Linked DNA regions of Homo sapiens: all the other regions are linked to region 1. A link is a contact called in ENCODE Hi-C data. All regions are on one chromosome and are shown on one strand. The core of a region is the stretch at or near the end of the contact, and the rest is flanking DNA. Distances in the headings are between cores, read along the strand shown.

Region 1 (2,700 bases), core at 76-2,575:
TACACAATGAATTGCTCAAAAGAGAGTTAGCTTTAGTAATGACAGGAAGAAGCTATTTCTTCAACCAAACAGAATACACACAGAAAAATTTAAAAGAGCCATTACACTGGCTGGCAAAACAGATGTGGATATTATGGCCCTGGTACACACGGAGTTTATAGTCAGGTACACTGTCCTGTCACAACGACCAATACGTTATCGTATTTACAGCGTTTTGGAGTTTCTGTCCATCTCTGTCAATATAATACACTTTGAAATAAGTTTCTTACTTAGAATCCCTAGCAGTGTTTGATACACAGTTGGAGCTCAATAAATGTTTACGGAGTGAATGATGAGGCACAAAAGGAATTTGTTGAATTATTTGTTAAATGAATCAAATAATTTTCTAGGATTCACGGGCTGTCTTCTGCACGATAAGCTTCATTCTGTGGGTCTGAGTTTCTCCTGGTTCTCAATTCTGTCTTTTTGTGGATTATCTACTTTGTAGCTGGAGCTTTGTATCTGTTTAAGATAATTATTCTTCTATTCCTTTTTTTTTTTTTTTTTTTTTGAGACGGAGTCTCGCTCTGCCGCCCAGGCTGGAGTGCAGTAGCGCGATCTCGGCTCACTGCAACCTCCGCCTCCTGGGTTCACGCCACTCTCCTGCCTCAGTCTCCCAAGTAGCTGAGACTACAGGCGCCCACCACCACGCCCGGCTAATTTTTTGTATTTTTAGTAGAGACGGGGTTTCCCCGTGTTAGCCAGGATGGTCTCGATCTCCTGACCTTGTGATCCGCCCGCCTCTGCCTCCCAGAGTGCTGGGATTACAGGCGTGAGCCTCCGCGCCCGGCTCTTCTATTCTTAGTAGAAGCAACCAGTAGCCCTAGCGAAACCAGACGTTAATTCCATTCTCGCAGTTCTTTTCCCCAGGGCAAGCAGCAAAAAATGCATTCCCACAAAAGAGCAAGCTCATCCCCAAATCCCGGGTTTCCCACCCCCACAAGCTTCAGGAAAACAGGAGCGAGGCACGTGAATACTTCTTTGGACCTCAGCGATCCCAGAACCTAGGCTACTAAAACATCCATAGGCTTAACCTCATCATATAACTTAAACAGCCTTCGCAACACCGAGAGCACCACACCAACACCTTCTTATCCAGCCCTGGTTGGGACAAGGGCTCCAACTCCAGACTGCAGTCCTCGGTAGCGCGGTGTCTTCTGGGATCTGTAGGCTCCCGCGGTTCGGCCTTCCTCCCTCTGTGACTCCAATTCCCGGCAGTCAGTGGGCTCCAAGGTCCGCCCTTTTTCTGGAGGAGGAGCTCAGAGCGTACGGGAGGGGGCGGACCCTTGCCCCTCCGGCGCTTGGGCCAGAGTGGTGCGGGCGGCGCGTGGCGGCGATCCCCACGTGGTGGCTTTCTCACGCTAGCCCTCTTTGGTCCTCCTTGACGTCCCGGGCCTGTGGGCCCGCTTTCTGCCGAGATGCCGAAGGTCAAGTCGGGGGCCATCGGCCGCCGCCGCGGGCGGCAGGAGCAGCGCCGGGAGCTGAAGAGCGCTGGAGGTGCGGATCCCCGCGAGGAAGCTGGGGTCGGTCGGGTCAGGTCTTCCGGCAGGACCTAGCCTGGGGTGCGGACCAAGACCTGATCGGCAGAGGCCGGTCAGGACGCGCTCCCGTGAGCGCGGAAGGCAGGGGTGGGTCCCCGACTCGGCCGCAGGCCCTGCGCGTCGCCGCTGACTTCCTTTCCAGCTGGAGGATGAACTTATAAAGAGTTTGTCAGTCCTGGCGTGACGTTTCGTGGCCCTGGTTGGCGCAGAAATCTTCCCCATACCCATGCAGCTTTCTTCTCTGGTACTGCCTAATATCTAATCTCAGTAGGAAAATTAATGCTGTTTCGTATTTTCTTACAGGACTCATGTTCAACACGGGGATTGGGCAGCACATTTTGAAAAATCCTCTCATTATTAACAGCATTATCGATAAGGTGGGTGTGGAAGAGGAAAGGGAGAGAGTTGTTGGTTTATTAATTTTATTCCTATGAATACATAAGCGCAGAAAGTCTGCCTGCCGTAAATTAGATGCTCTGTAAATATTTGTTGAATGAATCAAATAATTGTCTAGGATTCTTGGGCTGTCTTCTGCATGATAAGCTTCATTTTGTGGGTCTGAGTTTCTCCTGGTTCCCAATTCTGTGTCTTTTTGTGGATTATCTACTTTATAGCTGGACCTTTGTATTTGTTCAAGATAATTATTCTTCTATTTCTAATCACCTTTTTGATCACTTAGTTTTTATGTACTCCATCTATTTATGTCTAAACTACACATTAGAAAGTTTGTTCCCCAGAAAAACATATAGTACTACATATAAATTATTTGGTGTATGCTAGTACCACATATAAATTGCTTGGAGTATTACTGCTTTCTGAGTTATTGATGTTCTCTTATGGTTATGGATGATTGGGTGTTAGGAAGTGAAATACACACGGTGCAGATTACACTTATGGTTAAAAGCAAGGAAAGCATCCTGGAGCTGTAGAAAGAGCATTACATAGTTAAAGGATCTTGTCAGGCTTCGTGTCATTTGAAAACTGAGAAAAAAAGAAAGAAGGGTCATGTACTATTTTAACCTTTTTAGCTCATAGTTTCCTTTGAGCATCTGATGAAAGCTATGGCCGTAGAATATTAGAGCTGTGTGCAGACATTCAATTTTGTGTACAGTTTCTGCTC
Region 2 (3,025 bases), core at 1-2,500, 5.5 Mb after region 1:
AGCCAGAGGCAGAAACGAAGTTCAGCTCTTTCCCGTACTACACCCAACAGCCAAGCTGAATGTCATCACAATGAGAATGAATGACCTCACATTCAATGGCTTTTTAAAAATGGCCTTGTAGTTTCAAAGACAAATTCAACATCGTATACTTTGTGACACTCCCTCCAGGACGACTAACGTCTTCAATGACTGCACCTCTTATTTCCATAATCATTATCTTTTTGTACTAACTGCATTATTTTTACTTGAACAAAAAGGTTGTAATTCCCGCCTCACGGTTCCGAGTCATGATACAACTGATCTCCTGTTTCCCTAGCATGCAACCTTCCGGAAACCGCTTTGTTTCCCTATTTGTCGGACACTGACTTCAGGGAGGCCCGGTCGGCCTCTTTGGTGAGCACGGTGTTGAGCTGATCACTGGTGCGCCCTTAATAACGCCGGCGGGACTCACCCCAATCCGAAACCCACCATCCCGACGTGCTTTTGAGTGGCGTTCTGCCCGTTCTTAACGCGCGAGCTACTGCACGCTATTCTCACAGCCGGGATGGGCTTCTTTAACCACGTGAAGTACTTGTATGAACTATGAAAATAAACCCTGGCTTGGCTTTTCTGAGGAAGTTCAAGCACCTAATTAACCCCTGGTGGAGAAAAAGCCACGCACTCTCACGCGGTAAGGGCAGTCTTTTTAAAAAGTTTCCATTTTTGCCCAGATACAAGCTCCCCAGTCAGTGCCGAACGCAACAGGGAAGAACAGGCGACACATCCGGCTGGCGAGCTCGGCCTCGCGGGCCCGGCAGCGCAGCGGACACTGGGAAAGAGGCCATAGGCCCCGCCCACCTGAAGCCACCGCCCACTTCAGGCTTCCAGCGGGCCTCGGACTCCACCAACCTCGGCCCCGCCCGCCTCTGGCCCGCGTTCCTTAAACCCCTCCGAGGCCTCAGTCCCCGCCCACCCGGCCCGCCCACCTCAGTCCCTGCCCACCCGGGCCCGCCCATCTCAGGCCGGCAGTCAGCCTCAGGCTCTCCGCTTTGCGTCCCGCCGCCGTGGTGGCGTCTGGGAACCGAAGGCAGGTGCCCCTCGTTCTGCCGTCCCGCCCTCTCACCTCGGGTTGTGGCTTAGGTTCAGTGCGATCCAGGGAACGAAGCGGTACTTGTAACGGCGCCATCGCTGCCACAGGCCCCGCAGCAGACGGCCAGGCATGGCTGCCCCGCGGGGCCGTGACCAGGACGGCGCGGGGAAGGCGGATCGAGGCCTCGGGCCCGCCCCGGCCCGGGAGGAGAGGGGGCCGCGCTCGGCCGCCTTCCCCTGGCTCCGCTCTCAGTGTTCCTGGCACCGCCTGACTTCTGTTGCTCTGGGGCTTCGTCCTTCCCCTTTCCTGACCTCACCTCTCTGAATGAGAGGCGCGTAGAGCTGGAAGGAGGTCCCCTTGACCACTTTTTCTTTCTCCGGTCGCTCGGGTGCTTCCGTGGGCGCACACAAGCGCTAGCCCTGGTTGCGGGCGAAGGGTCACCGGGCCTCAGGGGCGAACCCGCCCCCGAGACCGCGTCCCAGGAGCGGACCGCCTAGTTTCTCTGTCACGGCTGTCTGGCCTGCCCCTTTGTCCCGGCCGCGCTCTGTGTTCCATCCTCCGTCCACTTGAGCTCTGCCTCTTCCTCGACGTTCTCTCCCCTTCTCTCCGTGGCCCCAGAGCAGCCCGACTTCGGGAACCCGAGTTTCAGTCCTCCCCAGACAGCAGCCCTTCTTCTGCGTGAACCCGTGTTCCCAAAGTTACCAGTTTGGGCGTTTTGCGAATATTTACACGTAAAAAAACAAAGTGTCATGATTCCCTGTTTTCACTCGTTTTTCTCTTCATTGACCCAACCATTCAAAGGCAAAACTACATGGACAAATGTTTCTGAAAAACAGCTTTGTTGAGGAATGGTTGGGATACAATAAACTGCACATATTTAAAGTGAACAATTTGATAGGTTTTCGACACCACAGCCAAGATAGTAATCCAGCCCCTCCCCCAGTCCCCAAGCAACCACTGAGGTGCTTTTGTCCTTTTAATATGGTCTTCGCTTCAATTTGGAAACGTTTTGTCTAGAAGTTCTGCATCTGTGTTCGTGAGAGATATTGTTTCGTAGTTTTCTTGTAGTGTCTTAATCTGGCTTTGGTATTTAGGCTAATGTTGACTTCATAGGATGAGGTGGGAAGTAGTCCCCCATAGGTGAAATTTAAAAGGAACTTTACGACCGCTCCTCCCCAACACCCAGATGCATGCACACGCACACACATATTTAGAACAGGTTTGGACAAAGTTCAGTTTTAAGGGGGGCAAACTACAGGAATCCCTTAACCATATTCAAATCACCAAGTGTTTATTGACAGATAAATACGTTGGTATCATTTCCTCTATTCTTTGCCTGAGAGTGAGGTTGGATCCTAAACTATTGAAATTGAACGGCTCAGATCTAATAAAAACTCAGCCAAGGCCGGGCGCAGTGGCTCACGCCTGTAATCCCAGCACTTTGGGAGGCCGAGGCGGGTGGATCCCCTGAGGTCAGGAGTTCGGGACCAATCTGGCCAACATGGCGAAACCCCGTCTTTACTAAAAAAGAACAAATACAAAAATTAGCCGAGCGTTGGTGGCACGTGCCTGTAGTCCCAGCTACTCAGGAGGCTGAGGCAGAAGAATCGCTTGAACCTGAGAGACGGAGGTTGCAGGGAGCCGAGATCCGCCACTGCACTCCAGCCTGGGTGACAGAGTGAGATCCCGTCTCAAAAAAAAAAAAAATTCAGCCAATCGCCAGTAGCTGCGGGACTAATTTGTTCTATTCTGAAAGAAATAAAGAGAAAGAGTATCTACCAATGTCTCTATTTCGTTCATATCATATAGAATGTTAGCAAACTCTAGAGGCTTTCTCTCAGACTCTGTGTTTGTTTGATAATTTGGCATAATCTAGATTTACCTGACTTGCTAAATGGAGTCAATTCAGTTCCAGGATGTATTAATAAGTGGCATACAAGAAAGTTTCTTTATAGT
Region 3 (2,700 bases), core at 38-2,537, 6.8 Mb before region 1:
GCCCAGGCTGGAGTGCAATGGCACAATCTTCTGCTCACTGCAACCTCTGCCTCCCGGGTTCAATCAATTCTCTTGCCTCAGCCTCCTGAGTAGCTGGGATTACAGGCGCCCGCCACCACGCCCAGCTAATTTTTGTATTTTTAGTAGAGACGGGGTTTCACCATGTTGGCCATGGTTGGCCAGGCTGGTCTTGAACTCCTGACTTAAGGTGATCCGTCTGCCTCGGCATCCCAAAGTGTTGGGATTACAGGCGTGAGCCACCGCGCTCAGCCAATAATGATTTTTTTAAAACTACCTCTGTTATGATATAGAACAGAGGACCGCAAATTTTTTTCTGTAAAGGACCTGATAGTAAATTTTTTAGGGTTTGTGAGTCACACGGTCTCTGTTTTAGCTACTCAATTCCACCCTTGTGGCAGGAAAGTTGTACTCCAATAAAACTGTTTATGGAAACTGAAACTTGAATTTCTAATAGAGTTCACGTGTTATGAAATATTTTTATGATCTTTTCCCTGCAACACTTAAACATAAAAACTATTCTTAGCTTGAGTGGTCACACAAAAATAGGCAGTTAGGCAGATTTGGCCCAGGACCTTCTCCTGCTCACTAGTTTAGAAGACGAATGTCCCTTCTCATCGAATCTTCCCCAGCAACCGCTTAGTGGAAAAGTATAAACACCGTCCGCTTAGTAGAATTTATAACATATAAAGCTTCTGGGTTACAAAGGGTCGTAGTTCTAAAAGAAATGGTAGGGGCACCTTCCTTCCAGTTTAGCTCTGGCATTCAATTTGTCTGTAAACCAGAGAGGTAGGGGGAGGGCGGGGAAACAGGAGGAGAAATTACAGCTTCTAAGGGCCCGGGGCACTGTGCTCAACACTTTCCTAGACTATCTCATTTAACCCTTGTAACCTCTCTCCAGGGGGTCATTTTTCTCTCCTTTTCGCTGATGAAGAAAGAGCTTCAACAGTTTAAGTGAATGAGGCAATCACGGAGACCTGACGTGACCGAGCGTGAATTCGAACCCTAGCCCTTCTGAGCAAGGGCGGAGTTCCGGGCCACAACGCCCACTTGGCCCCGGCTGAGGAGGCCAAAGGGAACAACCTGAGGAGCAGGGTCATGCGGTCCTCGCTGCACGCCGCCTGGGCGCCGGCGACCTGCGGTGGCCCGCCTGCCCGGCCTTCCCCTCCGGAGTCCGCGGGCTCGTCGGCGTCTTGCATCTGGGGCTGCTCCTCCATTGCTGGTTGAGGGGAAAGGCTACCACTCAACAGGCAAACGCGCTCAGAAAAGGTCGCTTTTCCCGCCACTAAATGGACGCCGGGAAAAGGCCCGAGGGCCCCGCCCCTTCCGCCCAGGGCCCCACCCTTTCCGCCTTGTTTTTCGGTTGCCGTGGTTACTACGGGCTCCTCTTTCATCCGGGCTCTACTGGTGAAAATAACTGCAGACGGCTGGTAAAAAGTTGGAATAGCTTTCGTTAAGCGTCGGATGTGTAGAGTGCTGAGTTAGGGGCTGGACTAGAGACGTTGGGACATCTCCCGGGAACAGCAGCCTGGAGGGGAAAAATCTCCTGACCTAAGTGGTCATTCGGCCTTGGCGCTTGGACACGGGAGTGCGGCGACAGCCATATGTCCATCCATCTTGGCACTTTTCCGTCCTCTGCCTTTGAAGATGGGTGTGCCCGGCAGGCTGTGAAAGATAAACATTAGAGGGTTGTTTAGAAGACTTTTTTGACCTGAGCCCATGAGGTGCATACCCTTTGTTTGGCGGAGAAACCAGTGGCTTCTGAAGATCAGGGACGGGCCACAAGTGCGAGGCATTGCAGACATTTCGAACCCAGACTTCCAGCCTGGAGACATCCACACGCTTCCAGTTTCTTGCACTGGTACTTCATTCTGTCATTATGATTGCCACCACTCGTAACTGAGAGTTGCGTGCCCTCAAGTTTTGAGTGTCTGCAGGGTACCTTTGAGCTTTCTTAGCTGTGTAGTGAGTGGGGGGAATGGAGAAAATGAAGGACAGATGACTGATTTGTAGTTTTTCATTTGGACACTGTCCTTGCCGCACAAGCACAGCAGCTTGAACCTCTTTGAACAAGAGTCGAGAGTTCTTTTACAGCTAATTACCCACTAGTTAAACTTGATCATACTGTGCTGTTTTCTTCCTCTCCATTGTCAATGTAATACGGCTCCTGACAAAAGTTAAATTCGCTGGGCGTGGTGGCTCACCCCTGTACTCCCAGCACTTTGGGGGCTGAGGCGGGTGGATCACCTGAAGTCAGGAATTCAAGACCAGCCTGGCCAACATGGTGAAACCCCGTCTCTACTAAAAATACAAAAGTTAGCTGCGTGTGGTGGCGGGCGCCTGTAATCCCAGCTACTCAGGAGGCTGAGGCAGGAGAATCGTTTGAACCCGGGGGGGCGGAGGTTGCAGTGAGCTGAGATCGCGCCACTGCACTTCAGCCTGGGTGACAGAGTGAAACTCCGTCTCAAAAAAAAAAAAAAAAGCCGGGCGCTGTGGCTCACACCTATAATCCCAGCACTTTGGGAAGCCGAGGGGGGAGGATCTCGAGGTCAGGAGTTGGAGACCAGCCTGACCAACATGGAGAAACCTCGTCTCTACTAAAAATACAAAATTAGCCAGGCGTGGTGGTGGGCACCTGTAATCCCAGCTACTGGGGAGGCCGAGGCAGGAGAATCCTTTGAT

The links. A loop is a pair of places that touch in the nucleus more often than their neighbours do. Pooled maps may share reads with other maps.
Region 2: a pooled map shows a loop between it and region 1 (6-fold over the local background). The contact joins the promoter of SETD9 here to the promoter of DIMT1 in region 1. A Hi-C loop is called at or near these places in 4 of 50 pooled maps.
Region 3: a loop to region 1 is called in a pooled map, with 8 times the contacts of the local background. The contact joins the promoter of CENPH here to the promoter of DIMT1 in region 1. A Hi-C loop is called at or near these places in 3 of 50 pooled maps.

What each region holds. Positions count from the first base shown.
Region 1 is chr5:62,402,530-62,405,229 of GRCh38, reverse strand. It overlaps DIMT1 (DIM1 rRNA methyltransferase and ribosome maturation factor), which reads left to right and starts at 1,325. Exons shown (of 12, transcript NM_014473.4): 1 at 1,325-1,536; 2 at 1,884-1,957. The coding sequence starts at 1,458. RefSeq lists an enhancer at 1,115-1,404.
Region 2 is chr5:56,907,821-56,910,845 of GRCh38, reverse strand. SETD9 (SET domain containing 9) reads right to left here and starts at 1,250. Exons shown (of 6, transcript NM_153706.4): 1 at 1,103-1,250. The coding sequence starts at 1,200. RefSeq lists enhancers at 1-589, 685-734, 1,525-1,614 and silencers at 775-984, 1,165-1,374.
Region 3 is chr5:69,188,170-69,190,869 of GRCh38, reverse strand. CENPH (centromere protein H) reads right to left here and starts at 1,287. Exons shown (of 9, transcript NM_022909.4): 1 at 1,102-1,287. The coding sequence starts at 1,235. LOC112267932 (a long non-coding RNA gene) reads left to right here and starts at 1,393. Exons shown (of 2, transcript XR_002956215.2): 1 at 1,393-1,879. RefSeq lists a silencer at 1,236-1,355 and enhancers at 1,214-1,508, 1,436-1,675.